Linked DNA regions of Mus musculus: regions 2, 3 and 4 are each linked to region 1. The links are chromatin loops, found by intact Hi-C in ENCODE. Cell type or tissue: heart. All regions are shown on one strand. Each heading gives the region's core, and the rest is flanking DNA. Links, peaks and the distances in the headings are about the cores only. Region 1 overlaps Fdxr (ferredoxin reductase). Region 2 overlaps Tmem104 (transmembrane protein 104). Region 3 overlaps Tmem104 (transmembrane protein 104). Region 4 holds the start of Slc9a3r1 (solute carrier family 9 (sodium/hydrogen exchanger), member 3 regulator 1).

What was found. Peaks named below come from ENCODE experiments on the same cell type or tissue, not always from the same donor. Only the 100,000 strongest peaks of a DNase experiment are listed, where the experiment ranks them.
Region 2: it touches region 1 in a loop (7-fold over the local background); 36 of 42 quality-filtered maps call a loop at or near these places.
Region 3: a loop joins it to region 1, with 2.5 times the contacts of the local background. A loop is called at or near these places in 5 of 42 quality-filtered maps.
Region 4: a loop joins it to region 1, with 7 times the contacts of the local background. A loop is called at or near these places in 25 of 42 quality-filtered maps.

What each region holds. Positions count from the first base shown.
Region 1 is chr11:115,267,289-115,275,099 of GRCm38, forward strand. Fdxr (ferredoxin reductase) reads right to left here. Exons shown (of 12, transcript NM_007997.1): 3 at 4,899-4,994; 4 at 4,589-4,711; 5 at 4,369-4,482; 6 at 3,974-4,075; 7 at 3,035-3,142; 8 at 2,727-2,811; 9 at 2,409-2,608; 10 at 2,157-2,328; 11 at 1,290-1,460; 12 at 737-1,166. The coding sequence ends at 1,036. It also overlaps a transcript of Grin2c not described here. Among named protein-coding and RNA genes, the nearest start is that of Grin2c, 4.0 kb to the left of the region's middle. In heart, for the core only: a CTCF peak has its summit at 3,413 (motif pointing left); DNase peaks (open chromatin) are centred at 2,291, 3,403, 4,112 and 4,648; H3K27me3 peaks cover 1,995 bases.
Region 2 is chr11:115,199,179-115,206,989 of GRCm38, forward strand. It overlaps Tmem104 (transmembrane protein 104), which reads left to right. Exons shown (of 10, transcript NM_001033393.2): 4 at 1,642-1,723; 5 at 2,138-2,234; 6 at 2,954-3,034; 7 at 5,884-5,983; 8 at 6,297-6,405. Among named protein-coding and RNA genes, the nearest start is that of Tmem104, 16 kb to the left of the region's middle. In heart, for the core only: no CTCF peak of the experiment used is centred there; a DNase peak (open chromatin) is centred at 3,263; H3K27me3 peaks cover 230 bases.
Region 3 is chr11:115,220,634-115,228,444 of GRCm38, forward strand. It overlaps Tmem104 (transmembrane protein 104), which reads left to right. Exons shown (of 10, transcript NM_001033393.2): 9 at 7,788-7,811. Among named protein-coding and RNA genes, the nearest start is that of Tmem104, 37 kb to the left of the region's middle. In heart, for the core only: CTCF peaks have their summits at 2,061 and 4,451 (motif pointing right); DNase peaks (open chromatin) are centred at 2,138 and 6,550; H3K4me3 peaks cover 662 bases; H3K27ac peaks cover 4,823 bases.
Region 4 is chr11:115,157,153-115,164,963 of GRCm38, forward strand. Rab37 (RAB37, member RAS oncogene family) reads left to right here. Exons shown (of 9, transcript NM_021411.4): 3 at 799-840; 4 at 1,353-1,419; 5 at 1,507-1,559; 6 at 2,524-2,589; 7 at 3,147-3,203; 8 at 3,286-3,362; 9 at 3,483-5,088. The coding sequence ends at 3,588. It overlaps Slc9a3r1 (solute carrier family 9 (sodium/hydrogen exchanger), member 3 regulator 1), which reads left to right and starts at 6,189. Exons shown (of 6, transcript NM_012030.2): 1 at 6,189-6,799. The coding sequence starts at 6,374. In heart, for the core only: CTCF peaks have their summits at 3,041 (motif pointing right), 3,917 (motif pointing right) and 6,679; DNase peaks (open chromatin) are centred at 3,039, 3,469, 3,919, 6,099 and 2 weaker places; H3K4me3 peaks cover 1,669 bases; H3K27ac peaks cover 1,467 bases.

The sequences.
Region 1 (7,811 bases), core at 1,511-6,510:
CGCCCCAGCCGGCCACCGGTGCCCCTCTGGCCCGTCCAGGCCCCTCCCTGACAGCCTGTGCTCCTAGCTGGCCCCTCTCCTCTCTCCTGCTCAGGGACCCTGTGCCCAGACTCGACGCTCAGAATCAAGGGCAACCTCGGAGAAAAACACCAGCTTGCCAGGAGCCCTGGGTTTGAGCCCTCGGTTCCCTAGCTGTGTGACCTTGGGCCAGTTAATTTCGAGGTTCTTTCAGTTTTTAAAGTAAGGCAGCATCTTGCTGCTATAAGAAGCCTTAAACTGCCGTAGGCTGAAGTCGTTTTTGAAAAGGCTTGTGGATTTATCTGGAAGCTTGAAAGTGGAAAGGCACAGAGTGTATGGAGACTGGAGGGCCAAGCCAAGCCTGCCAGCACCCAGGAGAGACAGGGGCACACTGGGGGACCTTCTTTTGTCACTGTTTCTCTGTCCTGGGGGCACCAGGCAGCGAGGTTAGCAGGGCAGACTTGTAAGGGATTCATCACCAGTGACTGAAGTGTGAACTGAAGAGGCCGAAGAAGCAGGAAAGACAGGAAAGGGAGGATAGGTGTATGCCCTGCCCCCATCCCCACTGCAGCCCCCTCCCCCCCAATCCCCACTGTCCCCAGGACACTCTTGAGCAAGGATCTGTTTTCTTAGTTCCCTCTGGCAGCCACAGGCAAACAGGAGCTACACAGTAACAGCACCCCCAGCCCCCCAAAAATGGTAGCTATCAGCCATGGGTCTTAGGCACATCTGTTTTATTTCCACTGTGTTCCGTTCTAGAGGCCCTCCAAGGTCCATCAGAAAGGAAGCAGGACGGGTAGGGTCAGTCTGTATCTCCATCCATCCCTAGCTTCAGGTTCCCTCCTTGGCCTCAAGCCACACTGGGAGGTCAGCTTGCAGAAGGCAGAGCTCAGAGGCCCCTGGAAAGGGCACGGTTCGGCGTCTAAGCCAGGGCCGTCAATAACATAATGAACGAGAGAAGAGTCCAACCCAGACTGTCCGGCTCTTGTCTTGCACGGTAGGGGCTGGGGCCCAGGTTCAGTGGCCCAGCAGCCGCAGCATCTCTCTTCGATCCACCAGCTTCTCCCTTGGTTTCCCAGTACCTTGGCCTCGAGAGACTTCCTCAGCATCCAGCTTCTCCCAGTCTGAGAAAGACACTGGCCGGACTCCTGAGGCGAATACAAAGATGGGCCTGTCACCTCCTCTCAGCCCCTTAGGGCCCTCCTCTCAAAGGGTAAAGTTCCAAAGACAAGCCACTGGCCCACCCTCAGCCCTCAGCTTTAGGCTCCAACCTCGATTGCTGAGCAGGGCTTGAATGGCCACATAGCCGGGTCTGGGGCCGGAGGGCAGCAGCCCCGCCTTCAGGTCCTCCAGCAGCGCCTGGCTGGTGAGGAAGCTGTCTGTCATGGTTGTGGTGATGACACCTGTGGGTCCCCTCTTCACCCAGCCACTGCAGTAGAGGCCTGAGAGAGTCAACAGAGAGAGCGTAGCTGAACACCACCTAGCAAGTCTGTATCCTGAACTATACACACATACACGTCTTCCATGTCTCCCAGTAGACCACACAGTGGGCTTACTACAGCCACCGGCTCACTATCACAACTGTGTGTGTGTTGTTGTTGTTGTTTTGGTTTTTCTAGACAGGGTTCTGTGTAGTCCTGATTGTCCTGGAACTCACTGTGTAGACCAGATTAGCTTCAAACTCAGAGATCTGCCTGCCTCTGCCTCCCGAGTGCTGGGATTAAAGGTGGGCACCATTACGCCTGGTCCATGACAGAGTCTTGTTTCACCCACACCACCGTCCCTCCCCACAGCTTCCATGTGGAAGAGCCGCTCCCTGAGGACACAAATGAGCTGAGACTTTCTCATCACGGTTCTGCAGGCCCTTAGGAACATTTACTGAATGAATGAACAAGACGGGTGAGCCGACTGATGCTCCCCAAGGACAGGGGGCCATCTCCCGCCAGCATCAGCACTGGCCCAGAGAAGGCCTCAGCAAATTTTTACTCAATGATGTCCCAGCTTGCCTGAGCATGTGGCCGAGGGGGCAGGAGGAGGGCCTGTCTCAAAGCTGTGTCTTAGACCATGGTAGATGGTGTGGTCTTGGCACGACAGCCTCCCACCGGACTCAGACGCCCCGCCTTCGCTCACCATCTCACCTGGGACATTCACAACCCGGCCCTCTGTGTTGGGGATGACTCCAAGCTTGGGGTCAAAGGGCACGCTGGGGTCGATGGGGCGGCTCTTATACCCAACGCTGCTCAGCAGCAGTCCACAAGGGAGGTCCTCCACGTCTCCTGTGGGCACTGCCCGAGTGGACTCCCCAACACCCTGTTGGGGAGAATGTGGGTAACACCAGGATGGGGTGGGGGAAGCCTAAAAAGGGGAAGTCTGGGTAACACGAGACTCACCTCTAGACTAGTAACTGCCAGGCGGATGCCTGCTACCCGTTGGCCATCTGGGGTAGGGAGCACCTGCTGGGGGCTTCGGAAAAAGCGGAGACCCCAGGCCCGGGAGGCCAGTGCCTGGCGGGCAGCCTCTTCCACTCCTGGCTTCTCCGTGGCTGTCCGAAGCAGCAGTTCTGTTAGCCGCCTCCTTGGACGGGGGACATCTGTCAGCAACATGGGATAATATTGCAGCGTTGTCCCTCTGGTCGCCCTTCCCCAAGCCTTATTTAACCTAAGACATCCCCTTCCTGTGAGCTGGGGGGGCTGGACTTGGCCCCTCACCCTTAATTCTGTCCTGGAGGCCCAAGAAATCCGAAGGATCCAAAATGGGCCGGGTTCCTGGCAACTGAATCATCTCCCGAAGCTCCTTGAGGGTGGGGGTGGGGGGAGGGGGAGGGGGAGGTCAGGTCCAGAGCGCTGAGCACTCCCGGGCCCACCAGAGTTCAGCCCTGGTGGGAGAAACCATGAGCAGTGTGGGGAAAGCCTCTGGGACCTGCCTCCTCCCCATTCCATCCAGGGAAGCAGCCACTCCCAAGGGCCCTGCAGCAACTCCAAGGCAACCCTGGCTCCTCCCCTTCTGGGCCCCGTACCTTAATGGTGAACGCTACTTGCAAGGGCCCACGCCGGCCCACTATCCACACAGTCTTCACCCGACTCTGCCTCAGGGCCCCCAATGCAGCCTCTGTGATGTCTGTTTTCTGGCACAAAAGGAGACGCTTAAGGCCAGGTACAGTGGGACAGGAGACAGAGGCATGCGTATCTCTGTGAAATCGAGGCCAGCCTGATCCACACAGTGAGTTTCCGGCCAGCCACGGCTAAATATCTGACCTTGATTCAAACGAAGGGGAAGGAGGACTTGACTTGGAAAAGGGGGACTTGCAAGGCTAGTCGGTCTCCTTCCCACTCTGATCCAGAGAAAACCATCGGTCCAAAATCTATACCGCCAACTCCCCCTGGTGGCCACACAGAGCATTGACGCCAATCCTGCAAATGGCTCCTAGGTAACAGCACTTTTTTCCACCCTGTAAGGTTTCCCTGACAGCCTATCACAGGTCCGCAACAGGACAAGGGGCTTACGGAGGCAATAACAGTCTGTCTGAGCTAAACAGGCTAGTTTAAAACCTTACATGGTTCTTATCTTGTAGGGAGAGATATACTCCTCTGTTCTCGTCGGTGTAAACCCAGTCGTGAAGCAAGGCTATGGAATGGAAGTAAAGGCAACTAGTGGCTAAGCCCATATCTAAGGGACACCTGCACAGGACGGCCTGGAAGACCTCTGGGCAGAAGGAATAGCTGAGGCAAGAATGAGAAGTGGAAGGAATGTAACTTCTTAGCTAGCAGGAGGTCAGTCCAGAAGTTCCGAGGAAGGAGAATGAGTGTGTGAATGCCCAGGGCACACTGGGGTGTGAAGGTACCTTGCCTGGGCTCCTGTTGGGAGCAATAAGACCCGAATCCCCCCACCCCCTCAGGGGCATTCTCTCCTCAATGCGTTCCCACTCCATCTCTCCGGCCTCTGACTGACCCCTCACCTCCAGGTGCTCAGGTGGGGTCAGCAGGATCCGGGCCACATCCAGAGCCACATTCCCCTGTCCCAGAATTACAGCCGTGTCACAGCTCAGATCTGGCGCCAGCTGGAAGAGAAAGGTCTTGATAGGGTGCCCCAATTAGGCTAATCTCATCCGCAGACACCTTAGGCCACGTCTGCTGGGCCCCCAGCCTGCCTTAGGCAGTCCACTCCATCCCACTTCCCTCTCCCTCAGCCCCACAGAAGGTCTCCACAGCTGGCCTGCCTCAGCCATTGATGTCTCACATCAACCTCAGCTTTCTCCTCACTACCTTGACCTCAAAGTCGAACAGGGGGGTGGGGTGGAGGCGCGATGTCCTGACTCCAGCCGGAAGCAGCAGGAGTCCCCCTCAAACTCACCTCCTGGTTCTCGGGAAGTCCATTGTACCAGCCCACAAAGGCCCGGGCTGAGACCACTCCAGGCAGCTCCTCGCCAGGAATTCCCAGGGGTTGGTGGTCCTCTGCTCCATAACTCTGAAGGAAGACGAAGTCACCACCCATGCCCAGGGCCTCAGCACCAGCCTCCTGCCTCCCGCAGCCCCTCCTCTTATAACCACACCCCTTCCACACGGGAACTCACCAGCACCACAGCATGGTAGGCTTCCCGAAGCTCTGGAACCGACACGTCCCTGCCCACCACCACATTGCCCTGGAAGGCACAGCGGTCTGAGCGGGCTGTCTGTGTAAATGTGTTGATAACATTCTGCCATGCAGCATCGGGAGGGGAACGTTAGAAGGTAGGGTAGTTCCAGGGAACACGCCAGTCTCACTCTCACCCCCTCCCCTGCCCACCGCCCTCGATGCCCGGAATGGGCCCCGTATGTCAGGGAGCCTCTCTACTCTCATCTTTACCGTCTCCAACACCACCCTCCGCACCAGGCAACACCCACCTTTACTTCAGGATGGTCAGGTGCCACACCAAAGCGCACCAGGCCGAATGGCACGAGCTGCTTCTCGTAGATGTCTACGTGGGCATGGGTGTGGTGCTGAGGGAGGAAAACAGCCGGTGGGTTCAAGGGGGAAGCTGGGCCCCCACAGGGTCACCCTTCCCATGGCAGAGCAAGAAAACCCAGTTCAAATGGCCAAGGAACCTGGCTCTACCCATCCATGAGCAGAAACAAGGACCCAGCGTTCCTTCTGCCCAGATAAGGGCTCTCGAGGAACAGGGCAGCAAGAGAAACTGAGGTCAGATCTCAGGGACTTCCAACAGAGAACGTGAGGAATTGGAAGTGTCAGGACTTCATCCTCAGGTCAGATGTAGACCTTCGAAGACCTTCATGACATGCTGGCCATGTGATCTGAGGACCTGCCTTAGCTCTAAGTCTCCAAGATGATGCTACTGTGTCAGGGATTAGCCAAGTGGGGAGTGGGGACAGAGAAAATGAGGCACAGCTGGGGCATGTGGGGTCAGAGAAAATGGGGATACAGCTGGGGCATGTGGGGACAGAAGGGGTGGCAGAGGGCCTACTCCCAGCTTTAGAAAAACAAGTCTGGCTATTTCAGCTGCCCCATGTCACCTGTGTCCCAAGGCACTTTACAGGGTACAGGGAAGGTCTGAGATTGAAACTAGCCAAATGAGCCTGGTCTGGCTCTGCTGCCACCAATGGCACGGACCCGGTAAGTCCTAGAACAAGCCTGGGCCTCGGTCTCCTTCTCTGTGAACTGGGAGGCCTTGGGGAAGGTGAGTCAGGGAAGAGAGTGCCCTGACCTCTCCCACCCAGCTCAGAAGGACTCAAGGCCGATGGGTTTCTGCTTATCTCCCCTGGCCTTCGTCCAAATCCTGTTTCCCTCTATTCCACCAACTGCCCTAAGGCCAGCCCCTCTAGCCCCTCTGCCTTTTTGTCCTTGGTCAGACCCTAAGCAGCCTCCCAAATGGCCTCTCTCAGACGCCATGGAAACTGAAGCTATGGAGAACTCAATGGAGAGTGTAGCCGTGAAGTCCACAGCCACAGAGCCAAGCCTTGTCCCGCCACCAACTGCTGGGTCACGAGGGAGGGGTCTGCTCAGTACGATGTCTGGTCCCTCTGGACCACACTCAAGGCTGAATGAGTCAGGCTCAAGAGCTCAGCCTGAGGCTCCCCCAGTGTGAGGACACAAGGGACTCACTCAGGTTCCTTACAGCTGTGGCTTTCCCTGTCCTTCTTATGGCCACAGGTCAGAGTTCAAACTGCTCAGCCTGCTAGCCATCCCTGATACAACCTCACCTCATCATCTCCATCTTCCGCTCCATCCCCCTGCCCACAGTAGCCCTGATCTCACACGCAGACCCATCTTCCCAGAAACCTCTCTCTCCTCCCACCAACTGTTGCTTCTCTGGCCCTTTTCCTAAGATGGACAATCCCCAAAGCAATTCTGCTCTGGGGTCCCCTGCTCTTCCTGAATTTACATGTCCTGTGTCCTAGGGAAATCTTCCCTACTCCCTCCTGTGACCTTACATCTTGGAGGCCTGATGTGGCCTCTCTATCTCCCCTCCCCCTCCTCTCACCCTATCTCTTTTCCCATCTGAGATCCAGGATGCCTCACTCCACACATCGAAGCCCATTCCTTGACCCCTGTCCTTTCCCCTCTATCCGTGTTTCCTTTCCCTCCACCCCTGGAGCTCCAGTCGTGGCCCTTGGCCTCCTCTTTCACCTTGACCTATTCGGTCAACATCCTTTCCTCCCCCACTCTCTTGCTCTCTGGGCAAACAGCCCTGCTTAAGGTCTACCCATCAGAGAGAGCACTCCCAGTGACAAGTGGGCTGGGGGAGCTGCTGGTGGTCGGGTGCCCGCCCATCACTCACGAGGCCCTGTGTTCCATCCCTAGGGGAGGCTTCCTTGCTTTTCCTTCCTTAAATGTCTTTTTTTAAGTTATCCATATGTGGGGTGCAGAGAACAGCACCCAAAGAGACCAGAAGGTGGGTTCAGAGCCCCCGGAGTTATAGATGGGTGTAAGCTGCCTGTTGGGAGTGCTGGGAACCGAACTCAGAACTTCTTCAAGAGGGGTCGGTATGCACTCTTAACCACTGAGACATCTCCTCTCTCCCCATTTGCTCGAGATGACTCACTGAGGCCTGTTGCCTATATCTGTGAGTGTCAGGATCTACCCCCAGCCCCCAGGGAGTTTGCTTAAAACTGCTGATTCTGAGAGTCCTAGTCATAGAGTTTGGTTAAATCTGAGCTGAACCCAGAAATGCTTATTTAGATAAAACCGCTCCAGCAGGGAACATGGAGAGCGTCCAAAGAAAGCCACTCAAGTCTACAACGTGGTCAGTGGTCTCTGGGTACCTTGTGATCTGGGCCCTCACCTCTTCACCCCTCAGATACTCAATGGCCTTCTGGAATAGGCTCTGGAATGATGGCTCAGGGCCACTCTCCTTCCTCTGGCCTTCATCCACATAATTCCTCATTCTTGAGGCTATTTTATTCTCATATGCTCCATAAAATACAGTTTGCACACCTCTCCCTCTAGACTGGGCTAGGGGTTACCCCTAGCTTAAGCCCTAAAATACCTTGTAAACCAGCCTCCTCGAGCTACACTGTCAGGTCCATAAACACACCCGCGTGCCTGCAGGTCAAGATCCGCCCACTGAGAAGACACAAAAAGCCCTGCCTTCTAGATCCTATTCATTCCCTCAACCTCAGTGCCCCTTACAAGTACCCTCCCTAATACCAACCACACCACCCACATACCCACCCCAACCCTGAGAACCCCTGGGTCTCCATCCCAGAGCCCAGGCTGTCCTTCAGCAGTGGCCTTGCACTCCAGGCTGACTCATGTCGGAACCTGGGAGCTTGCTGAAGCCCAGACATGACCTTTGGTGC
Region 2 (7,811 bases), core at 863-5,862, 69 kb before region 1:
GGGCTGCCGCGCCCCCGCTCTGCTAAACCCTTTTATGTTTGAGTGTGATCAATGAGTTGGCTCTGCACAACCGTAAGAAGCCTTCATACGCCTTAATTAAGATTGATTTCAGTTTCGCTTCCAGTAAGGCGTAGAAATGCAGAGCCCTTAGAAGGACCAGTTAGGCGAGATAATGAGAAGCCTTCCTGGGCTTCCCCAGGCTTCATGCCCCGCCTCTGGTCCTTGACCCTCTGATGGAGGGATGTGGGTTTAGCTGTGAGCAGCTTCACAGGTCCCTTCCCACCTGATTGTAGGGCTTAGCATTTACTGCTGGCTGCTGTAAGTACTGGAGGGTGTGAGGACAGAGCTGTGTAGTCCTCAGAAAGTCTTTAGAAAAATGTAAACCTGAGCAGATTCACCCCCAGGGTTGCAGCAGCCAAAGGCAGCACCCTGTGTCTACTGTGAAGGGAAGCATAGGGTGTTCCAGCTGCCCTGGGACTGTGGGGAAGCATCTAGTACCTTTTCCCAGTCTCCCTTTAGAGAGACAGTACACACTATTTTAAAATTGAGCCAAATTATTTAGGAAGTGAAGGTGCTGCCAAAGGAACAGGGGTTGGATCTCAGAGTCGAGGTGCGCTTTCAGCCTCCGTCCCCACGGTCCTCACGTTAGTGTAAAATTGAAAGTTGGCCACTGCTCTGTGTTCTGGCAGCAAGAGAAAGATGCCTGCTGTCCCTTCTAGAAGCTGTAAGAGGCCCCTTTGAATCAGCCCGCCACCTCAGGTTTGTGTCTGCCCCAGCAGGCCCTTTCTGGGTAACAGGACTGCCTCACCTAGCTAAGTGCCACCTACTTCCACCCCAGCCTGGGCAGTCACCCTCTGTCCTCGTCAGGGTTACCACTGCTGTGATAAAGGGCTTATTCGGCTTACACCTCCACGTTGCTGTTCACCTCTGAAGGAAGTCAGGACAGGAACTCACACAGGGCAGAAACCTGGAGCCAGGGGCTGACGCAGAGGCCATGGAGGGGTTCGGCTTACTGGCTTGCTCCCCATCCATGGCTTGCTCAGCTGCTTTCTTATAGAACCCAGGACCACCGGTGGCACCGCCCACAATGGGCAGGGCCCTCTCACATTCATCACTAATTGAGACAATGCCTTACAGTTGGATCGTACGGAGGGCTTTTTCAGTTGAAGTCCCCTCTTTTCAGTTAACTCTAAACTATGTCAAGTTGACATAAAACCAGCCAGCATACCCTCCCTTCCGCTGACTTCATAACCCTCTCCTGTGCAGGGGATATAGACGCTTATGTCGGTAGTGACTTTGAGGCAAGGCAATCATTTGGTGTACACAGTGATGCTTTAATTTCTCCTTTTACATTTAGTGTGTGTGTGTGTGTGTGTGTGTGTGTGTGTAGGAGTGGTTCTCTCTGTCCTTCATGTGGGTCTCAGTGATCGGCTCAGGTCATCAGGCATGGCAGCAAACACCTTGACCCACTGATCCACCTCACAGGCCCTGAACCGTGGATTTTAGCCAGGGAGGACCATCTCAGAATTTCTGTGGAGAACACCTCTCAGAAGAGAGTGCTGTGGTTGAGAATTTGTGGGTTGGGTCAGATTGTACTTCCTGCTGACTCTCATGCCATTAACATGTGGCTTCCCCCCCAAGCTTTGTGACAACCACCTTTGCGATGGAAGCCATGGCTGCAGCCAATGCCCAGCTCCGCTGGAAGAGGATGGAGACCCACAAGGTGTGTGCATTGCCCCCCGCACTCCCTCAACCCCCCTAGCCCCACCCTCACCCCCACCCTGTCCTCAAGTCGGTGCCTCTGTTCAGTTGTTCACCCTGTCAGTCTCTGCAGGCCTCCCTGGCAGCCCTGCCCCAAGTTTTAGCTGCAGCAAAGTAGTCACATACATTTCAAGGGAACACACATAGTGGCTGCTGTCCCTGACACAGCCACCTGGAGCTCACTCGTTTGTCCTGAACTATTGTCCCAGGAATGCTCCTGTCTTCATCTTCTGATGTGACAGGACACTCAGAGCCTCCAAGGGACACCTTCTGGAAGGAATGAGCAGGCAAGGGCCAGGGTCAGCTGGGGTTTTTTACCATTGCGGGCTCAGCTCTCTCCTCCCTTTGTCTCCTCATCCATCCTACTGTCTCCCAGGAAGAGGATGACGAAGACTCGTCCACAGCCTCAGACAGTGACCTCCTCAGCCAAGACAACTACGAGAGGGCAGAGAAACGCCCCATCCTGTCTGTGCGTAAGTCTTGGGCTGCTGGTCAGTGGGGCTCCCTGTCTTTGTAGAGCGGTTCCCGGGGAGTTTCCCTGCAGACGGCCTCTGAAGTGTCAGTTTAGAAGGCCTGTGGAGTAGGGATCCTGAGCAGAGCATCCTCTGCTGGCTTTGCCTGTCCCCTGTGTATAGATTGGCACATTACCTAAGCTCTGGGCCTCAGTTCCCGCCCTTGTACAGTTACTGAAATAATCAGGGTTTGCCTACATCCATCTGCCCGAGTCTCTGGCTTCATCTCTCACACTCCCACCCCCACCCGAAACACACACACCCTTACCTCACTGTCTCGTCCTGTGCTGGCCAGAGTTAGGGGCACTGTCTGTCCCCATGAGAAGCGTGCCTGGATTCTCTTTAGACTTGGGGCTGGTGAGGTGAAGCTTGCTGGTGATACACTTCCCCAGTGTGCCCTGAGCTCAGACTTTATCCCCAGTACCATACACACAAAAGAACTAAAGAAATCAAAAAGACTTCAAATGCTTGAAGCAAGACATACTAGAAGGAAGATTAGTCCTGCTGGGACGTGCATCTCAGTAAAGATGGCCTAGCTGACTGGCAAGCGCGAGGACTCAATCGGGCTTGAGGGGAGAAGCAGCAGCTTGCTGATACAGTTGCTCTAGAGAATTCCCAGAGTTCAAGCAGCCCCCTCAGGGCTCTTCTGGTGAACAACCATGTTTGTTCCGGCCCCACAGAGAGACGCTCATCTGCCAACCTTTTTGAAATCACAGACCGGGTGGAAATGGGACAGATGGCTTCCATGTTCTTCAATAAAGGTAACAGTCACTCTGGGATGGTGTGTGGAACGGGCACATGCGACCCTTGCTGAAACTGCTGGGGCTCCGTGTTGAAGGGCAGGGCAGGTGGGTGGGAGCAGAGCAGCCATCTTGCCGGGAGGCCTGGCCAGCTTTCTGTTATCTTCCTGGGGTTCCTCACTGCGCACTAGCCTGAAGAACAAGGCTTATCCATCTGACTAGTACAGACGGGTCAGGAGTCCTAGTTTACCTTCCAACTAAAGGAGCCAGTGGCCCACAGCTATAGACTCTGCCTCGAGCACCCGCCCCCTGTCGCCAGCAGAGGGAGCCAGAAGCCCACATCGATGTCGCCCAGCGGTAATGGAGCACTGGAGAGCTCAGGCAACTGTGCCTTCCGGGCTCTGCTTGCTCCTGGCTGGCATTTGCTACAACCTGCAGGTGTCCACCTGACGCCACTATCTGCCAGAGATAGCCATTTCTGTCTCTGTGGCAAATCTTGTTTTTTGGAAACCGAGCTGTTTATAGAGCTTAATACTTAGTAGTGCATAGACCTTTGCTGTCCCTACCTCCGCAGGTGTGGAGCACAGCCTCCGTACGCCCTTCTTTCTAAGCTGACGTAGAAGACCTTAGGCCCCTCTGCCAAAGCCTCCCCATTTGCCAAGTGGGGCATCTCTGTCAGTTCTGGTCTTGCGTGTGGCTGTGGAGTGCTGGGGGGAGGATTGCAGAAATGGGAACCCACTTGACTTGGAACTAAACACCAAGCGCTCAGTGTGCCATCCAAGGTGCAGATTGGTGATTGGTCCAGGAAGGGTGACTGCGGGCACAGGCTGGCTGGAGCGGGCTCCATTCTCCTCTCTGGGCCAGCCCAGTAGAGGTTTGCGTGATCCATCAAAGTCAGCATGGCTTTGTTGAGGCCACATTTATGCCTTTCCTGTGTCCCCTTCTGTCACTGGCCCCCACCAAGGGAGAGCACATACGCGTCCTCTTCTGGGAGCTGCTAGGCGTTATCCAAATTCAACATTGGAAAAAACCGACTGCGCTTCAGTGGGAGAACACACACAGGTTCTAAACCGTCTCACTTGATGATATGTTCTGTAGCCCGTCCTGATTTCCCTTCTTATTTGTTTACATGTCTGTGTATGTGCGTGACAGACGTACATGCGTGTAGAAGCCAGAGGCTGACATCAGACATCTTCTTCCTCTTTCCTCCATATATTTTCAGAGAAGGTCCTGCACTGAACCTGGGGCTCACAGATGCAGTGAGGCTGACTGCCATTCTCGCCCTCAGTGCTAGGATTACAGGAGCATGTAATCCCATGCCCCAGCCCTGACTTCTTAAGACTTTTATGCACTAGCAGTTTGTATTGTCTTGTCTGCCCACATTCCATAAAAATTAGCCATTTGTGTGGGAGCCACCTCAGCCATTGAAGAGCCCCCCTGGCACCTCCTTGCAGGGCTTCTCAGGCTTGGTACTGGGGACATTGAGCTGGTAACCCTCTGTCAGGGCATCCTGTCCTGAGCATATAGGACAGTGAGACAGCGTTTCTGGCCTCTAGTTCCAGAGCCCGCCCCTGCTCCTCTCTGTTCAATAACTCAGACCACCAGGTTGTTCCATCACCTGTGGCGGAGCTGCACCCTCCACAAAAGGCTCCCCAGGGCTCCACACTCATTCCTTGTCATTAGAAATGCCAGGCTCAGACATTAATGTCCTCTCGGGAAGTTCATTGATCCTCCTACTTTGTGTCTAGTAATGAAATTTTATTGATCAAGGAGGGCTGACAGTTCATAAACAGCCACGGCTGTAGCTGTTGGAGGGTGGGAGGAAGCGGCTGGAGGCAGTAATGCCTTCCCACTGAGGGCATCGGCCATCTGAGAGGAAAGGCGGGCTGGAGTGGGCTGTACCTAGAGCCTGGGGTCATGAGTGACAGACAGCCCCAGGAGCTTCAAGCCACATCAAGGTCAATTCTGACGTGTCAGGGAAGGATATGACACCTGTCATGTTTAAAAAGCTCACGCCGTGCCTTCGTGGGTTCGTTTTTTTTTTTGTTTGTTTGTTTGGTTTTTTTAATTCTGTTTTCCTGGCCGTTTTTTCTCAGGATTCCGAGGAACATAGCTGACCTCACATAGCCTAGGACTAACAAGTACCGAGCTTTCCCCTGGGGACCTGTGGGCTGTTCTGAGCCACCAGGATTAGAAGGGAACTGTCACTTCGTTTATCTGCCTGTTCTCAGAGAAACCAGCAGCATGGCATCCTGAGCACTGAGTCCGAATGCGAGTCTGGAGCTGGTTGTCTGGGACCGTGTGTTAGCCTTAGGGGTTAGCCCCAGCTACTCGTGTCTAAGCTTCTCTGGGGCTCGTGCCTGGATCTTTGTACCCAAATCCATCCATTTATTTATTTATTTATTTATTTATTTATTTATTATACTATTTCTTTTGTTTGGGGTTGGGGGCATGTGTGCTGAGGCCAGGGGTGAGGCCCATGGCAACCTGCCAAGATTGCTTCTCTCCTTCTATCACATAGACTACAGGGACTGAACTTAGATCATCAGGCATGGCGACAAATGCCTTCACCCACTGAGCCATCTCTCCGGGCCTGCCAGTGTAGATTTGATCCCTCTCTCTGATCTTCAGGTTCGACGAATCTCTCAGGCACCAGTCCCAAGCTGATGCATCTCCTGCCAGCCTCACAGTTTAGCCAGCCAGAATAAGAAACAGGAATTTGGGGTCATTTTTTTTCCCACTTTTTGTAGAAGGCAAAATGGCCTGAAGAACTGAGAACAGCGGAAGCAGTAAAGAAAGACTCAGGCGTCCAAAAAGGACGCAGACGTGTCTGCCTCTGGCTCCCTGACCTGTGACTTTGTTGCTTTCAGTGGGGGTCAACTTGTTCTATTTCTGCATCATTACTTACCTGTATGGAGACCTCGCCATCTACGCGGCCGCGGTGCCCGTGTCCCTCATGCAGGTGACCTGGTGAGTACCCCTCATCTTCCGCCCTCAGGTTGGCTGCAGACCCACGGGCAGGGCAGGAGGGGCTTCCATAGAAGCACAGCCCTAAACAAACCCACAGCCTAAGGAATGTCACACCCAGGGCCCTTCTTCACCACAGGGCAAGCTGTGCCCTCTGTCTTCCAAAGGCACGGTCTGTATCCCCAGACCTGTGAGCCATTGTGCTGCATGACCAAGTGGGGCTTGTCCTAAGTGGTAGTTTGTGGGAAGTCCGAGCTGAAGCCCCACTGTCACTCCCTGCCCATGCTGAGCCCCAGTTTGCCATTACTCTCTTCAGCAGCGTCTCTGGAAATGACTCTTGCGGCGTGGATACAGACGCCAGATACAACGACACTGATCTGTGCTGGGGCCCCCTGCGCCGGGTGGATGTCTACCGAATCTATCTGGTGAGTGTCCTCTCCCCAGCTGGGGCACGCAAGGCCAGCGTGAATGGCAGAAAGCATTCAAACTCCTTTCTTTCTGGGCTCAGCCCTTGGTTCAGAGAAGAGTCCTGCACTCTGCCACACTCTGGCTCAGGAGTGAGGTCTTAGCCGCAGAGTCACGTGTGGCATGGAGTGCGCCTCCAGGTTCAGGCTAGCAGTCTGTTGTGCGCTTATGCAGTTTGAGGGGTACTCTGCAAGGGTCTTGCGTTCCGGAGACTTCCCGTGTCTTGGTGGCCTTACTCCACGCCAGTGAGGTACATACAGGCAAGTGTTGGGTTTTGTGACAGGATAGACATGTTGTTAACAGTTGACCCTTTCCACAGACAGCCTCCTCAGGCAGGTTGGGCTCAGCCCAGCCTTCTTCCTGTCTTCCCATGGATGAGGGAAGAAGATGAATGGCCTGCCTTACTCTTGATTGCTTCGTGCGTGGTATGGTGGGGGTGGAGCTGACTAATACACCAGACAGGACTCAGATAATAGGACGACACGGCACCAGAGGCCATTTGTCTCTGCCTGCTTCAGAGGCGGGCTCGGAAACGCCTCCCTCCAGCTTTTTCATCTTCTCGTCTTTGTGTTTTCTGCCCCCGCTTGGTTCTTCTCGGCCCTGGCACATGGTCAGGTGCTCTGGGATCTGCTCAGTCCTGGCCGTGGCTGCTGGACTGATGTGAAGGGGCGAGGGGAGAGTAGGATCTTTCTGTTGGTGGCCTCTGGACTTGGGTCAGCCCCATCCTGGCTCAGGGTTCCACGGACTCCGTCAGCTGTGTTGCTGTGGTCTGGATTTGTTAATCCCAAGGACTGCTGAATGGGTTTTACCTCTCTGGCCCAGCAGGCTCCTGAAGGAACCTTGAGGCTGTCTTGCCTGTTTCTGGAGCTACCGCGCCATGGTCTGTTTCCCCTCTGGGCATGAAGCCCTGGCCAGGACTTTGTGGGCTCGTAGAATTTCATCCCTGACGCTGCCATCGGAAGTCGGACAGGTATCAAGAGCAGATTAAATTATCTGCCGGCCAGGTCCACCTCTCCAGCCTCGGGGATAGGCACATGAACCCACCAGGCAGCCAGGGGCCAAGTAGAGTGCAGCGGAGGCTTTGATAGCCTCTTAGCATTTCAGTGTACCTACCACAGGTAAGACAAAAGCACTCACTAAGACCTCTGAATCCGCTCCTCCCCGGGTGTGAGCGGGAGACTGAGGTGTCTGGGTGATGCAGGGAGGAATGACAGGAGCAGAGCTCTGACAGGTCCTCACAAGGGGAGGCTACACAGTCCTCACACTCTGCCTGGTATACGCCGCAACTGTGGTATACGCACAGTCCACACTGAGCGCAAGGGGTATTGGTGGCTGCCATTTGCTTGGTGAATTATTCAGGAGCATC
Region 3 (7,811 bases), core at 1,751-6,750, 46 kb before region 1:
GACCTTTGTCAACTCAGCACACAAGCACATCACCGATAAGCCTTAACCCTTCCTTTCTTATTCTTCCCCAAGATGAATATCACATTATAAACATTCCAAATTCTAAAAGTTCCACAGTCTTTAAATTTTTAAATACTTAAAAATTCAGCTTCCTTAAAATCCAAAGTCTCTCAGTGTGAGCTCCTGTCAAACCCTTTCTTACTGAAGAGGGAAGAAGCAGGGCACAGTCGCAGTCTGAACACGGCAAACCCAAGCTCCATCAGGTAAACAGTGTAACGCCAGTGTCTGGGATCCCCTCGGGTCTTCTGGGCTCCTCCAGTGGCTTGGGTCACCTCGGCTCTTCCCCCTGCAGCACACACAGCCGCTCCTCTAGGCTCAGGCTGTCTCCACGCCACCGCTGCTGTTTTTGGTGGTCATCCCATGACACTGGCATCTCCACAGTGCTGGAGTCTCTGCTGCAACTGGGCTGCTCCTTCATCATGAGCTTCTCCTGGGCTCTATTCAGAGACTCCAGCCCTGTCACACAGTGCCAAGCCTCAGCTGCTCTCCATGACCCCTTCCTGCCTTCAAAACCAGTACCACCTGGGTTACCAAGTTAAGTTGCCAGCACAAAGAACAGCCAGCCTTGGCTGCCTCTGGACCACAGCTTCTGTGTGCTGACCCTGAGGAAACACTTCCCAGAAGCCTTTTCATCAGTGATGCTGGTCTCTTCTTAACCACAGCTGACTCTTCAGCCCCAGCAGACCAGACACCCACAGACTCGTCACACAGTCTTTGCTTCTCTCTGAAACTTCACAAGCCAGGCCTCCTTCATCTGCAACTTTCTCAACATTATTGTCTCCAAAGCTCCTACAGAACAGCTTACCAAGCTTTGAACAACTCAATGGCATTTTTTGCCTAAAGTTTCAAAGTCTTTCCACAGTCTTCCCAAAACAACCTGCTCAGGTCTGTCACAGCATTACCACACTATCCTGGTACCACCTTCTGCCCTAGTCAGGGTTACTCCTGCTCTGATGAAGCACCTTGACCAGGGCGATTTGGGGAGGGAAGGGTTTATTTCAATTTACACATCCAGTTAAAGGTCCATCGCTTAGGGGAGACAGGGCAGGAACCTGGAGGCAGGAGCTGTGCAGAGGCCATAGAGGGGTGCTCCCCCATGGCTTTCGGAGGCTGCTTATAGGATGGCCCCACCCACAGTGAGCTGGGCTCTCCCCCATCAATCAGTCATTGAGTAAATGCCCTGTATATGATGTATTTTGAGAAGCTGAGTGACCCCCACAAAGCTGGCTCAACAAGGACACTGTCTGATCCCTACCCCATCCCAGCAATGTGAACTCATTTGTGCCCACCTGCCTGTGGTAGATGAAGCCCCAGAAGTTGCGATCCCGTTAGGCAAATAAATGTTCACAACCACTTGAGAAATAAAAATAGAATCCTTGCGCATTTCTTCCCTACGTGTCAAGGACGCATCGCAAGTTCAGTTAGGGGTGGGCTCTTGCCAAGATGCTATTAACCCCAATTAGCTTTTAACCCCCAGCACTCAACAGGAGCAGCCCTGCAAAAGCTTGGCGCCCCTCCCTTTCTCATCTGAAACACCCTCCAGGATCAGTCCAGACAGCTCAGCTGTGCATTTGGCACGTGGCCACCGCCACTTGAACCCACTCCCCCCGGCCTCAGATACTCTTGCGCCTGTGAAATCTGCCCTCGGCCCTTGCGGAGTCTGTGTGTTTAGGAAAGCCCTGACACTCAGCATTGCCACACTGTAGTTTCTAAGTTCCTTTATCACCCACGCCCGAATTAACAGGGAAAGCAAAGATACCAACCAGCCCTGGAGGAAGAAGGCTGGGAGTAGAGCCTGTGGGTCTTTTGCGTTAAGACCCCAGGAGCAGACAAGCAGAATGGAAAGTGCTGGAACCTTGAAAGCTCCACCCCCCCTCCCCCCCTTCTGCAGGTACCTAAATATGCAGGCACTTGAGGAACTGCTCGCTTAGTGAAGAGGTTGGTTGCTCAGTGCCCCATGTAAGGGCACATGGTGGCCAGCAGGGTCAGCACACCCTGTCAGTCCCGAGCCTTCTGTGGGAATGCAGGATACCATGTGAGCATGCCATCCTGGAATTTCCTGCCCCGTCTGTCATGTGCACCCACAGAGATGGTGGGGATGGGAGGGAGGGACCCTCCCCTGGCTGGCTGGCTGGCTGGCTGGCTGGCTGACAGAGGTGGACTCCTGCCTCTGTGAGTGTTTCCCGTTGCCTTCTTGCCAGAAGTGAAGTCCTAACCAGGAGCTGCAGGCTGCCCCTCCTCCTCTCGGCAAGGGAAAGATGACAAGCAGGCTTTAGGGGTTGCTTTGTGTTCAGGAAGAGCTGATGGCTAGGCTTGTGGCTGGGAATCCTAGCAAGAGGTAGTTGTTCAGAAAGACCACAGCCCCTTTGAAGGCTTTAGGGTTTCAAACATGTCACCTCTTCTTGGGCCCACTGTAGAGTACCATTTGGTGACTCTGCTGTTTAGGGATTCTTTGACTGGCGGGGGGCAGGGAGAGCTCTGCTGATGGCAAGAGCCGAGTGCTAGGCTCCTCTCCTCCAGACCCTCACCCTTCCCTCAGTTCTGAGATGGAACCGAGGGCCCTTGGAACACTCTCCCATTGAGCCACACCTCCCAGCGCTCCAAACTGTGTTTGGAAAGATACATACACAAACACACATACACCAGCATGGTGATTGTTCAGTTTTTTTCAACAGAGCAGGTGTACTGCATAGCTGCCTGGCAGGAAGGCTGTAGGGGTAGGGATGCGATGAGTTACAAAGCAAATCAGCAAAGCCAGGGCTGCCTCTCTCCCAGCACAATGTGACACCTTCCTCCCAGGCACTTCACCGAGCACAGCACAGTCCGCAAACACTCGTCCATGCCTAACTGTGTCAAATGTGCAGTCTAATGTAGATGTTAGACGAGCAAGGACCTGGCCCTGGCCCTGGCCCTCAGCACACTGACTCCCGCTGGGGATGCAGGAGCCCTGTTCCCCGCAGGACGGAAGTCATGCGGTGCCAGCCGAGCACTGTGGATGTAGTCACGAGCCCTAGAGAAGCCTGGAGGAACCGCAGAGGAGGCTGGCATTTGAATGAGCTTTGAAGGTGGAGCCAGTGAAGAGAAGTTCTCTGTCACCAGGAGGGTCCAGAGGGCACAGGCATGAAGGTAGAAGTTAGCTTGGTGGGGCACAGGAGAGGGCAGAGGAAAACAGCCCCCTGCGAGATGGACACAGAGAGCTGGGTTTGCAGAGGAAGCTGTGTCAGGAAATGCCTGCAACTTTCTTCCTCTGCCCTTGAGCCTCTCCAGTCCCTCCGTCTTCCCAGTCAGATTGGGGGTCCCCACGTGCTCTGATGACCTTGCAGATGAGTGAGGAAAGCCACACATGTAGGCGCTCTGCAGATGTGAAGGCGCCTGTGGCCTTGAGCAGTGATGTCATCACAGGGTGACTTTGATAGAGGTGGAGTGATGAGAACGGGGACCAGAAGGCTGAGGCTGTGACAGATTCCTGTCTGGCTGTGGGACCCGAGAGATTCTGCAAGCTCTTATGGGAGAGCCAATTCATGATTGACACCAAATGTATTTTTTGTTTTGTTTCTCTGGCCAGGAAGATTTGGGGACAGGGAAAGTAGGTATCACACCGTGTGGCTGGTGCTACAGTGTAGACTGCCACTCACGTATTCCCTTCTAAACAGCCGACAGTGCGCTCCATTCTGTTCAAGACAAGAGTGATCGGAGCCAGAGCCTTTCTTCAGGGCATGCCAAGTGTGGTGAGATCAGGCCAGAGGTGAACACAGCTCAGCTACAGTAGCATTCTTGATTTAAAGATCCACGTGTCAACAGCACAGGATTTAACTCCCCTGCTCGAGCTGGCACCTGAGGCAGGACCACTGCAAGAGGGAGTGAAGGTGCTAGGCACACTCAGCCCACCACAGGAGGCTCCAGGGAGAACCACGGTTCTCAACCCATGGGCCTCAACCCCCTCCAGGGGTCAAATGACGCTTTCACAGGAGTGTTGCCTAGACCTTGGGAAAACACAGATGTTTGCATTGGGAGTCATAACAGTAGCAAAATTACAGTTATGAAGTAACAATGAAAATAATGTTATGTTTGGGGCTCACCACAACACAAGGAACTGTGTTAAAGGGTCGAGGTATTAGAAGGTTGAGAACCAGTGTTCGAAGCTGAAGCCTTGACGCTTCCGGATTCAACAAAACTCCATGTTATGTGGGGGCTGAGGGGCTCACACAGCCCGGCCCCGAGTAAGACTGTCAGCACCTGCCCCAGGTATTCCAGTCCCTAGCCTGTGTCCAGGGGAGAGAGGTCAGGCTGCAGGCCAGGAGCTCTCTGTCAGTGAGGCTTATTTCTAACACAGGGTGGAGAAATTGAGCTTCCGGAAGCCTTATGTTTAGTCTATGCACTGGGTGCGGCTTTGTCCTGCAGGGGGCGCTCTGTGGCACCATTGGGAGCCTTGCTGAGCTCTCTGTCTGGGACCCCTGCTTTGGGAAGACTGTGGCTTGGAGCTTTCTATCTAGGGGACTTGTTATGTCAGCCCTGCTCGAGGCAGGAAAGAGGTTGAAGGTGGCTGGACGCCTGGCACCTGAGCAGCTCGAATGAGTGTCACCTGCTTGGGGACATGGGGAGACAGACAGCCCTGATAAACAGTAGACTCCAGAACATTCTGAAAAAGCAGCAGCTGAGTGCTGCCTGCAGTGCCTTGGGAACAGGAGCTGCCTCATGTCCATCAAGGCTCCAGCAAGGCTGCTGCTCGGCCTGTGGTACGCAGCAAAACTCACTGACCCAGAAAGAGAGATTCGAGTGGCCCCGTTTGCCCCCTCCCAATCTGTCTCAGACTTTATTCCCAGAAACCAGCTTGAAGATTTCATTAGAAATCAAAGCATTGCTGGTCCTTTTTCTTCCTTTTTTAAAGAAACACACTTGGCTGCCGGGACACCGGCTTTCTGTAATGAGGGGGTGACAAGAGTCCTTGAACAGAGACTGAGTTGGAACTGATCAATGGCATTTGGGGGTTGGAAAATTTGCTCAGGAGCCAGCTAATTTATAATGTCATATGGGCTAGACTGGAAGACCCAAGAGGATAGACTGTCTCTTGGCTTCCTCTCTCGTCTCTGTAAAAGGAAAAGAAAACGCACGTCATCAGCTGCTGATCACTCAGTGGTAGGCGCTGCCCTGCTAGACCCCAGCAAACCTCTCTCTTGCCACTTCCACTTCCATCCTCTGTCCTGTCACTAGGATGGCCCACCCCTGCTGCTGCTTGCTTCTGGCTTGGGCTAATTTGCAAAGGACACCTGTTCGTTAATTAGCCCAGCCCCAGGTCTCCTGTTTCATCTGGGCTCCCTCTGCAGAGTGAGCTCGCACCCCACTCAGGGGCTGCTGTTTGGCAGTCGGTGTGTGCTGCCCGAGACTCGGTGGGCCCTCAACTTCCTCAGCAGTGAGGCTGGTCTGTGTCTCTGATTATGGAAAGAAAACAGCCACTATCCAGCTATTAGTGTCCCAGTTGGAGCTCAGTCTTAAAAGAGCGCTTTACCACCAGGTTTATCCACCAGGACAGACCTGATGTCTGGACTACATATGGAACCCTGAACAGATGGGCCCTCATTCTAACTCTCTGTCACTCAGGTGGCCCCAGGGACCCTCTGCATTTAGGAGTCTACCCCCATAAGATGGGGTATCTCGTGTCCTCGAGTCTTTACACGTGTGCACTGAGGACAAAGAAGACAGATGAGGACTCTGTGCAAGGGCCCCTGTAGCGTGACCCTGCCCTCCAGAACACTCCCACCCCTTCATACTGTTTTCATGCAATAGAACATTCTAAATCTCAGGCTTCGTGCTCATATGACATCTGACCTTCCACGTGAGCCACCCCACGATTTCTGGCTTCCACAGCTGGACACCGCAGCTGGAGACATCACAGGTCAGAGCTGAGTTGCCCAGAGCCCCAGGCGTACCAAGAGCCCAGTTCCCAACAGACCAAAGTCGTCTGGACACGTTTTTGTGTTTGTGCATCTCCCTGTCAGCCCCTTCTCTGCTTCAAAAGAGAATTTCATCAATGGAAAGTTCCCCTGAAGCGGTAATTTTCCTAACTGACTGACTTACTGGTGGTGCCACACACGGACAGGTTCAACCAGGGTGGTGGCTGGTGTGCGTGTTACTTACCATGGTTCAGCTTTCCTGCCTGGGCCACGCAGACACCTGCCTTTGCCACAGAGCCACCCTTCCCCTGACTTCCTCTGTCACCCAGGCCCAAACAAATGCTTCTCTGTCCCCCACTTCCTGACTTGAGAAGAAGGGCTGGTCTTGAGGCCCCCAGCCAAAAGCCCTTCTCTTCAGAAATCTCACAGCCCTGGTGACTGCCAGGGTGCCTTCACCCAGCCCAGCTAATTAGAGCCTTTCTTAGGCGGCTCTGGAATCTTGTCATTCACTCTCACAGAGATAATGGACATGGATAAGAGGTTACAGCTTCCCCCACTTCCTGCCCTCCTTGTGGAGAGGGTGGGGCGGGCTCCCCATCCCCCCAGGAGCTCCCTCCTGCCTGTCACAGGAACTGTCTGGTCCACCCCCCCCCCCCTACTTGGCAGCCCGTGATAGAGTCACAGCCATCACAGCCGTTCATAGGGCCAGAGCCCAGCTCCCTACTGTAGGCCGCTCTCCCCAGGTTCCGCAAGGCTCCTTGCCACCCCACCGTATGCTGCATCTCTGGTGAGTGTCATTAGCATCCTCGTGATGAAATGGCACAGTGTAAATGTTAATAAGGCCTGATGTTTCGCCCGCTTCCGAGTGGCAGATTGGAAATGGCACCATCTTAACTCCGAGGAGCAGCTTTTAATCCCTCTGCTTCCTGAGCAGCCAATTTGGCATGGAAAGCACAGCCCCTCCCCCTCTGAGACACCACCACATCTCCCCCCCCCCCCACCCCCATGCTTTTTGTAAAGGGGTTACCTACCCCATGGGCCAGCAGTCTAAAGCAGGGTTTAATTTTTCTTTTTTTAAGTTAAGTGTTTTCCCTTGTTCTCCAAAGAAAAGGAAACTAAGGGGCCAGTACCACAAGGCCCCCGGGTCTCTGGGCCGTTCACTTCCCATCCCTGACCTCTGTGGATAAGGATGACCCTCAGAGCGCTGGAGCAGCGGGCCTGGGATAACGGGCATGCGCCACCACGTGGTTTATGCAGTGCTGGGGACTGAACCCAGGGTGAGCATCGGTCAGCTAAGCTGCCTCCCAGCCCCACCCCGGGATGAGGCCCTTCCTGTCAATCTTGTCCTCTGCCTTCCAATCCTTGCTGAAGATGGCACCCTTATCCTCTCGGCTGCCTCTGAGAGCCCTCGTGTCCCCTGTTCCCTCTGTCCTCTCTTCCCCGTGATGGTGAGGGCCTATCTGGTAGTCCTCACTGCTGCTTCATTTCTGATCCACACTCCGCACAGCACACTACTGGGCCTGGGGCTCCCTCATCAGTACCTACTGAAGTCGGCAGAACGGATTGGGTGGAGGTCCCAGGATGAAGCCTGGATGTCACTGCCTAGACGTAGCAGTGACATTCGAGCAGGAGGCTCTGGCTCTCTCATCCTGCCTAGCCCTTGGAATTCATCTTCAGTGATGCGGATAGGCCCCAGGGAGGCTCTGCCAGAAAGTCCGAGCATTCAGCTGTCTTACTGCGAGGCCTCAGCCCTGTGCACAGGCTGTGGCCCCCTTCACAGCCTGCCTGGTGTCCAGCCCTGCACACCTTCTCATTGCTCCTCTCGTCCATCCCCAGGCCATCTTCACCGTCCTTCTTGGC
Region 4 (7,811 bases), core at 1,757-6,756, 110 kb before region 1:
AGGCCCCAAAGGCGCTCCCACCAGGACCACAGAGATGGCTAGGTCAAAGGAGTCTGGGTAGGGCTGGCACCTTGCCCACCTTCTTCTCAGCTCTTGGATAATGTCCCCAAAACAAGGTAGCTTCATGGTCTTAAGTCCAGAGAGCCCCTTTCTAGTGGTCATCTGAACTGGGCTCTTCTGTCAAGGTCAGTTTTCAAGAAGCAATTGCCAAGTAGCTGAAGGTCTGGATTCAAAGGCAACAGATCTCAGGGCTGTCTCCCATCCCACTCCCCATCCCCAGGTATCTAAGATCTCTATATCAGTGTGCAAGAGGGACCACTGAGTACTATATATCAAAGGATCCCAGAGGGAAAGGGCCTAGCCCTAGCAGGTGAGCCTACAGAAGCTTCATGCTTCTCCCAGTGAACTGAGTGCTGAGGCTTCATGGAGAGAACTATGGGGAAAGATGGTCAAGCCTCAGAAGGCCTCGGGATGCTAATGGGTGCCTCATCACTAAAGGTGAACCCTGAGAGACAGAGATTGAAGCAGGGAAGGGGCAGAGCCTCGCACACCCTCCCTGTGCTGCCTGCTGAGTCCAACAGAGGACCAGGCAGGTTTGAAGGTTCTCGCTGCCTCGCTAGGTTAGGAGAAGAATGGATGGAGGGATCTTCGAGCAGGTCCCCACTGCTCTGTTGGCTGAAGATGTCTCAGGCTCACCACAATGCCCCACTGACTGGGACAGGAAATTGGCAGAACTCTGGGGGCCAGCCTCCCCTCCCCTCCCATCCCATCCCGACCCTCTGCCCTTTTCTCTTTCAGAATAAAGTGGTGACAGTGGATGGTGCCAGGGTGAAGCTTCAGGTACAAGCAGAAGCTGGGGCGGAGGAGGGGCTCGTGCTTGCTTGCCTCTCAACCTGAACCACAGGCCTGCAGCCCTGGCCTCAGCCTGGGGTAACTTCCTGTGGGGCCCATGAGAGGAAACTGCTTTTCTTTGTTTGATATCTGCAGAAAAAGCAGTTCCCAGGCACCCTTTCTCCTATCAAAGGCGACTCAAAGTACCCTCAGCCCGACTCAGCCTCCCTCGGGCCCCCTCCCTCCCAGTTTTCTGAGTCTCTACTGAGCTAAGGATCCCCAACCCCTAGGCTGGAGAAGAGGAAACAGCAGTAAATAGGCTTAGGATCCCAGAAAGGCGATTTAAGAGGTCGTCAGATGCTGGGGAGCCTTGAGAACTGTGAGAAACCCAAAGAAGGAAACGGCTCCCCCCCGGCCCCCCTCCCCCACCCACTCCAGCTCACAGACAGCTCTCATACCACAGCATGAGTGCTCTAGTCAGCAGCTAGCCCTGCCTCCTTCTCACCTCTCTCTCTTCCTAGATCTGGGACACTGCAGGACAGGAGCGCTTCCGCAGTGTGACCCATGCTTATTACCGAGATGCTCAGGGTAAGTCCCCTTATCCTCTGTCCCCTCCCCATTCCACAGCACCTCTGCAGATGCCCTGAACTGTCCTCTATATCTGTTCCCCTCCAGCTTTGCTCCTGTTGTATGACATCACCAACCAGTCCTCTTTTGACAACATCAGGGTAGGTCCTCCCCTCCCCAAGGTCCTTTCCCTGTCCCAACAACCCTGCCTGTCATGAGCAGCCAGAACAGGGCTTCTGCAGACCAGATTGCTTCAATTCTGTAAAAGCAGGTAGACCATAGAACTGTCACCTTTGAAATACACTCAGCAGTAACTATCTATTTCATTAGATATGAATTATCTATTTCATGTGACATGAAAACCGAGCAGGCTGGTGTGCCCTGTATAGCCCTGACTGCAATTCATGAGTGTGTTATATATCAAAGTGTTTAGAACAGTCTCAGCTCCACCCTGGACAGTTATCCACAGGAAGAAAGCCCAAGCAGAAAACTCCACATGCATCCGGGCCAAGTTGCAACTCAAGAAGACAGAGTGGGAGGTTGTGTCCTCACAGCCAAACCATTAGAGAGGCCATAACCAGTAAATACAAACACAACTCTGTGCACAGCATTGTTATGGTTTTGTGTGCTGACAAGGCACAATCCTTGAGGACTGACAAGCAAACTGAGGGGATAAAACAGATAGGTATAAAAGGATAGAAGCTGGAGATCATGGTCATCTCCAAGCCTATTCTCAGGGCAGACATCACTAATCAATCACAGTACTTATTGGTCAGAAAGGCAATACAGGATAATGGACCCCAGTGTCTTGTTTAGTCAAGGCAAATATTTACTGTAGTACATCCCCAGCCAAGCTTAGTCATCTCCACCTTCAATTCCTATTTGTTGTTGTTGGGTTGTTTTGGTTTTGAGGTAGAGTCTAGATATGTTGCTCAGGCTGACCTCCAGTTCTATCCACCCGCCTCTATGTGGGGAGTATAAAACCCCATGTCCCCCACATATGGCTGATCCCGTTGCTTTTGATTACTGAGCCCTTTTGTGGTTTTAGAATCCCAACAGAGCACTCTAGGAGAAGACTCCCCTGGTCCTTGGCCTCAGCCTGGCTCAGCTTGCCCTCTCCCACAGGCCTGGCTCACAGAGATTCATGAGTATGCCCAGAGAGACGTGGTGATTATGCTTCTAGGCAACAAGGTGAGTGGCTCTGTGCTACAGTCGATGCACTGATGCGCTCGGCCTTTCTCTCCCACTGCCTCAGCACCAGCCCCACCCAGCTCCATAACCACCTAAATCCTTCCGGCAGAGGACTCTGAGGTCTCCAGCGTGGGAGTCAGACATGTCTTGTGGCTTCTGCCTGTCCTGCCCCAGAGCTTTAGTAGCAGCCCCTTCCACCAATAGCCTCAAATGCCTCCAGAGAGATGCCAGGTGACTCAGCTGCCAGCCATCCTTAGATTGTTATGGACAGGGTCAGGGGTTAAGTACAAAGGGTTTAATTCAGCGGCTGTCACCTGATGAAGCTGGGTCACCACACCCTTTGCTAGAGTTACACACCTCCCCAAGTGCTCAGGGCTGGCATTGGGCACATGGCCGGAGCAACCCAGAAACCCTGGCTCCAGGCCAATCACACCTGCCTGCAGTCCCTCAGACTACCAGAAGAGGGCAGGTAGTGCTTGCTCCTGGGGCAAAAAGATAGGCTTTCTGGGATCCATGCTTCCTTCCCAGAAGTTGATTGACACACATGGGCTTGACAGGCCGATGTAAGCAGCGAAAGGGTGATCCGTTCTGAAGATGGAGAGACACTGGCCAGGGTAAGTGACTGCCAATGGGGTTGGGTGAATGGTGAGAGAGGAGGCCAGAAGCAGGCCCTGAGGATACTCTCTTCCTGGGCAGGAATATGGTGTTCCTTTCATGGAGACCAGTGCCAAGACTGGCATGAACGTGGAGTTGGCCTTTCTGGCAATTGCCAAGTAAGAGCTGAGCAGGAAAGGGGAGCCTGAGGTGGGACGGAGGACGATCTGGAAAGCCAGTGGTGGGGGAGGGGAATGTCAGGCTCTACACTCCCAGTCCCATCATTCTTCCTATTCCAGGGAACTGAAATACCGTGCAGGGAGGCAGCCTGATGAGCCCAGCTTCCAGATCCGAGACTATGTGGAGTCCCAGAAGAAGCGCTCCAGCTGCTGCTCCTTTGTGTGACCCCCTAGGGGCTAAGAGGAGGCCCAGAGACCCTTGGGGATGCAGTACTCCAACTGCCACACCAACTAGGAGAAGCTGGGGGCTCAGTGGGCAGCCCCTGCCAAGGGAGTAGCCATTACCCTAGGTTCTTTAGCTTCCCTGCATCATGGGAAGGATTAAATACTCATACTTTATCTTAATATACATAAACTAATAACACAAAAGGTACCCGTATGCCCCCCAAAACCAAAATAGGTCGGGACTCGGTGGTCCTTTGCTTTCTGGGACTAAGTTCTAAAAGGCTGGGCCTCTCTCCTAGCAAGAGTGTTACTGCACCAGCATAGCACCAGGGGGCGCCAAAGCACTGCTAGGGTGTGGGAGCTGGTTGTGACCCCATCACCAATCCTCACTAAGGGGGTGAAGGAGACCCCAGACTTCTCCTCTCCCAGCTCCCAGAAAGATAATAAGGGCCCTCATGCAGGGAGCTAGCCCAAAGCCTTGGGCAAGATAAACATGGAGATTGTCCTAAGAGGAATAGCAATTACTAGGTACTGAGTCTGCTTGGCTACCTCTGGCTTTCCCAACCCTCCTTCTGGAAGCGTGCACGGGCTTTTTCTTCAGCACACACGAGCAGTGGGGCACCTGAAAACACTCCTTCCTGATCTCTGGACCTCACATCCCAGGGGATGCCCCGCTCTCCCATGGAACCTCTCTTGTCAACTTTCCACCTGGGTTCCTAGACAACCAGAGGTCAGAGTCTGGAAAAAACTTCCCCTCCCTCCCAATCCCGAGACAAGGTGTACAGCACCACGGATATTTAAGGCAGAGGTCAGAGCCAGATAAAGAACTTGTTGGCTCCTGGAATGGGTGGGAGGCAGAACTGAACAAAGCCATAGGCCAGTTTTTCCCACTAAGCCCCAGCTTGCTCGCTCTCTCTCTCTCTCCCTCTCTCTCTTTAACTTCAGACCAATACTAGGGCAAAATGGTTTTATCTTTTCCTCTTCCGCTAAATCGGGTTGAGAGGGTGGGAAGTTGTCGATTTGGGGGCGGGCTGATGCTATGTGCACAAAACAAGGAAGTATGAGCAAGTCTGGGGTACGGAGAGGGGCAACAAGCCCTGTAGGCCCAAGGCCATGTGTCTCCCAAAGCTCTGATCTGACCCTTAGAAGGAAGGACACTCGGAGGTGTGCAGATCCATGACCAAAGGAAGCTTTACTACATCTATATAGGTTGGGCAGCGAGTGAGGCTCCAAGAAAGTATGCATTACACATATCTGAGGTTACTATATTTGCTTTCAAGGCAGAAATCTTGCTCCCAGAGCAAAGTCAGCACTCTAAACTTGGGTTGATAAGGAAACTCTCTGTGACCTCTCATAGGAAGATCAGGGAGGAGCCTGGGCTCCGGGTTCTCTTCTGGGGCTCTGAGCTGATTGCTGGAGCTCTAGTCACATACATAGCTCTGGGCCTCTGGCATTTCTGTTTTTCCAGAATTAAATTGCAGTATTTTGGAAAATATACTCTGACCGGTTTTTCCCCCTCTGTTTATTCCCAGAAGGAGGATCGTGTTAGAGAGTTTGTTACGTGGCACGTTGTGGGAAACTGTTACCCAATGTCCGAATCATTCCATCTTCACCCATTGGCGTCCTCATAGGTTCAACTTACCCTTAACTGACTACCCTCCCCCACCCCCAGCCTCTGTGGCCACATCTGCGCTGGCAAGAGGGAGCTGGAATGCTTATCTCACAATCCAAGTCATTTTTCTGTTGAACAAAGCCAGTCTTCCATTCCCTCTGAAGTGAATCCTGAGATTGACTACCTAGCTGTCTCACCCGCCCTCTCTCCGTGGCTAAAGGCTACTGCCAAAACTAAGCCCTTTATTTATTATTCATTTATCTGTTCTCAGACAGCCTGTCTTCCAGGTGGGCTGCAAGGAGCCTCAGTCTCTACCAAGCCCTACAAGTTTCTAGAAGGGATCAGAGCCCAAACCTCTGTCTATATGCATGTCCAGGGATAGAGGGGCGGCTCCACAAGAAGAAACTTTGTTATTTAAACAACTCTACTCCGGAGTTATTCTGTTACAGTTACCCTGTTACAGTGTTACTGTGTTACAGAAGACATCCGTCCGGTTCTTAAGTTGGCTCTGGGGAGGGGGAGGAGTGAGTGTGGGGGAGCATGGGGTGGTTTCCCCAGCAACTGTCGCTCCCCTCTCTCGGGCCAAGCTATGCAACAGGCTTTGGCTCAAGGCGGTTAAAGCGTTGAGAATCCTTTACCCAGAGACTAGCTCTTCTAAATCCCCCTCCACAACGTGGAAACCAGAGCGGAGCCCGTGGGGCCTCTGGGCTCAGTACCTGGAACCCCGCCCCAGCCCCGGCCTCGGCCCCGCCCGATCAGCCCAACTCCGCACTTGGTAACAAACACTTCCACTTCCTGGGCTCTCTTTTCTTCTCCCGCTGCGGGGTGCCGCGCCGAGTGCAGGCCACGCCCCACTCTCCTGATTGGTTAGATTTGTTCACCCTGGCGCAAGAGCCCGGTTCGTGATTTCTGATTGGTCTACTGTGATCCACACCCACCGCGCGGCCCCGCCCTCGGGTTTAGGAGCTGGGGCGGGTTCTGGAACGCTCAGACGCCGCGCAGGGCGGGGATTGGCCGGCTCCCTTCCTGTGCGTTCGCAACCGCGGTTCCCGGGACACCTGTTCCCTGTGCCCCGTGCGGTGCTCAGCTCCCAACTCGAGCTCTGCGGCTCGGGGAGAAAGGTCGTGAGTCCCCGGCCTCCGACGGCACCCGCGCTGAGCCTTCGCAGAACAAGATGAGCGCGGACGCAGCGGCCGGGGAGCCTCTGCCCCGGCTCTGCTGCCTGGAGAAGGGTCCAAATGGCTACGGCTTCCACCTGCACGGGGAGAAGGGCAAGGTGGGCCAGTTTATCCGTCTGGTAGAACCTGGCTCGCCGGCCGAGAAGTCGGGGTTGTTGGCTGGAGACCGATTGGTGGAGGTGAACGGTGAGAATGTGGAGAAGGAGACGCATCAGCAGGTGGTGAGCCGCATCCGCGCAGCGCTGAACGCCGTGCGCCTGCTGGTGGTCGACCCGGAGACCGACGAGCGTCTCAAGAAGCTGGGCGTCTCGATCCGGGAAGAGCTGCTGCGCCCCCAGGAGAAGTCCGAACAAGCCGAGCCTCCAGCGGCCGCCGACACTCATGAGGCTGGGGACCAGAATGAGGCCGAAAAGAGCCACTTGGTAAGTGCGGGTTGGGCTTGGTGTAGGACTAGGATTCTAGAGAGACTCGGGCACCCCGGACTTCCAAGCACTTTCTGAAACTCGAGCAGCGAGGAGGAAACGGCTTCTGCCCTCTGTCCCGGAGCCTTCGCAGTTTCTAAGGCGAGCTTCGGAGTGCGACCAGCGACCCCACCGCCCTGTCCGGGCTGGCTGGGGAGCGGAGCTCCTTTGCCGCCTGCATCTCCTGACTGCTTGAACTTTGCGAAGACGGCGCAAAGAAACCCAGTCCCCTTCTCTGCTCCCATTCCTTGGATTCCGCCCCACAACCCGGACTCATTCCTGGGTTATCCTTGCCTACAGCTAAGCTAAGAGCTCTCCCCACCACCCCCCGCATCTCCCTCCCTCCCTCCCTCTTTCTACTCTCTTCTCTTCAGTCCCTGTGGATGGTAGCTCAAAGTGGCTTAAAGGCTGAATAACTAAGGGTCCCTGGGAGGACCCCTTCAGCCCTACCCACATCCTGGGTCCTCTAGTTTGTGCATCATTAACTCACACCGGTTGGACTTCATCCTTCTCAAGACTAAAGTGACTTCTAAGAAAGAGAGGAAGTCTCAACGTCTCGGAGCTAGGGGTGGGGGTGGGGTGCCGGGAGGAGGTGCAGAAGCGTCTTGGGGGTGGTGGCTCTGCCACCCCGGAGGATTTATGGTCCTCTGGAATGTGAGGAGTAAGCGCTCGCTAGCTGGTATCTGGGAGCCTGGTGGGAGGACCTTAGAAGAGGAGGAAAAGGAGAAAGATGGGTGGGGGAGGGAGCAGGAACAGGCCAGGCAGCGTCCTGCAGAGCCGACCCTCGCAGGTGGTCCCGCCCTGGTGTCTCCTCTTCTCTGTCCAGCGATTGTAAGCCGGCTGGTTGGGTTTTGCCAGTGGTTGGTATTTCCCCCAAACAACCCCAGTTTGGATCAGCTGCTGGAGGGGCAGTTGGCAAAACAGGAGTTGTGCTGAGAGCCTCCCTGTCCCTTAGAAAACAAGGAGGGAAGGA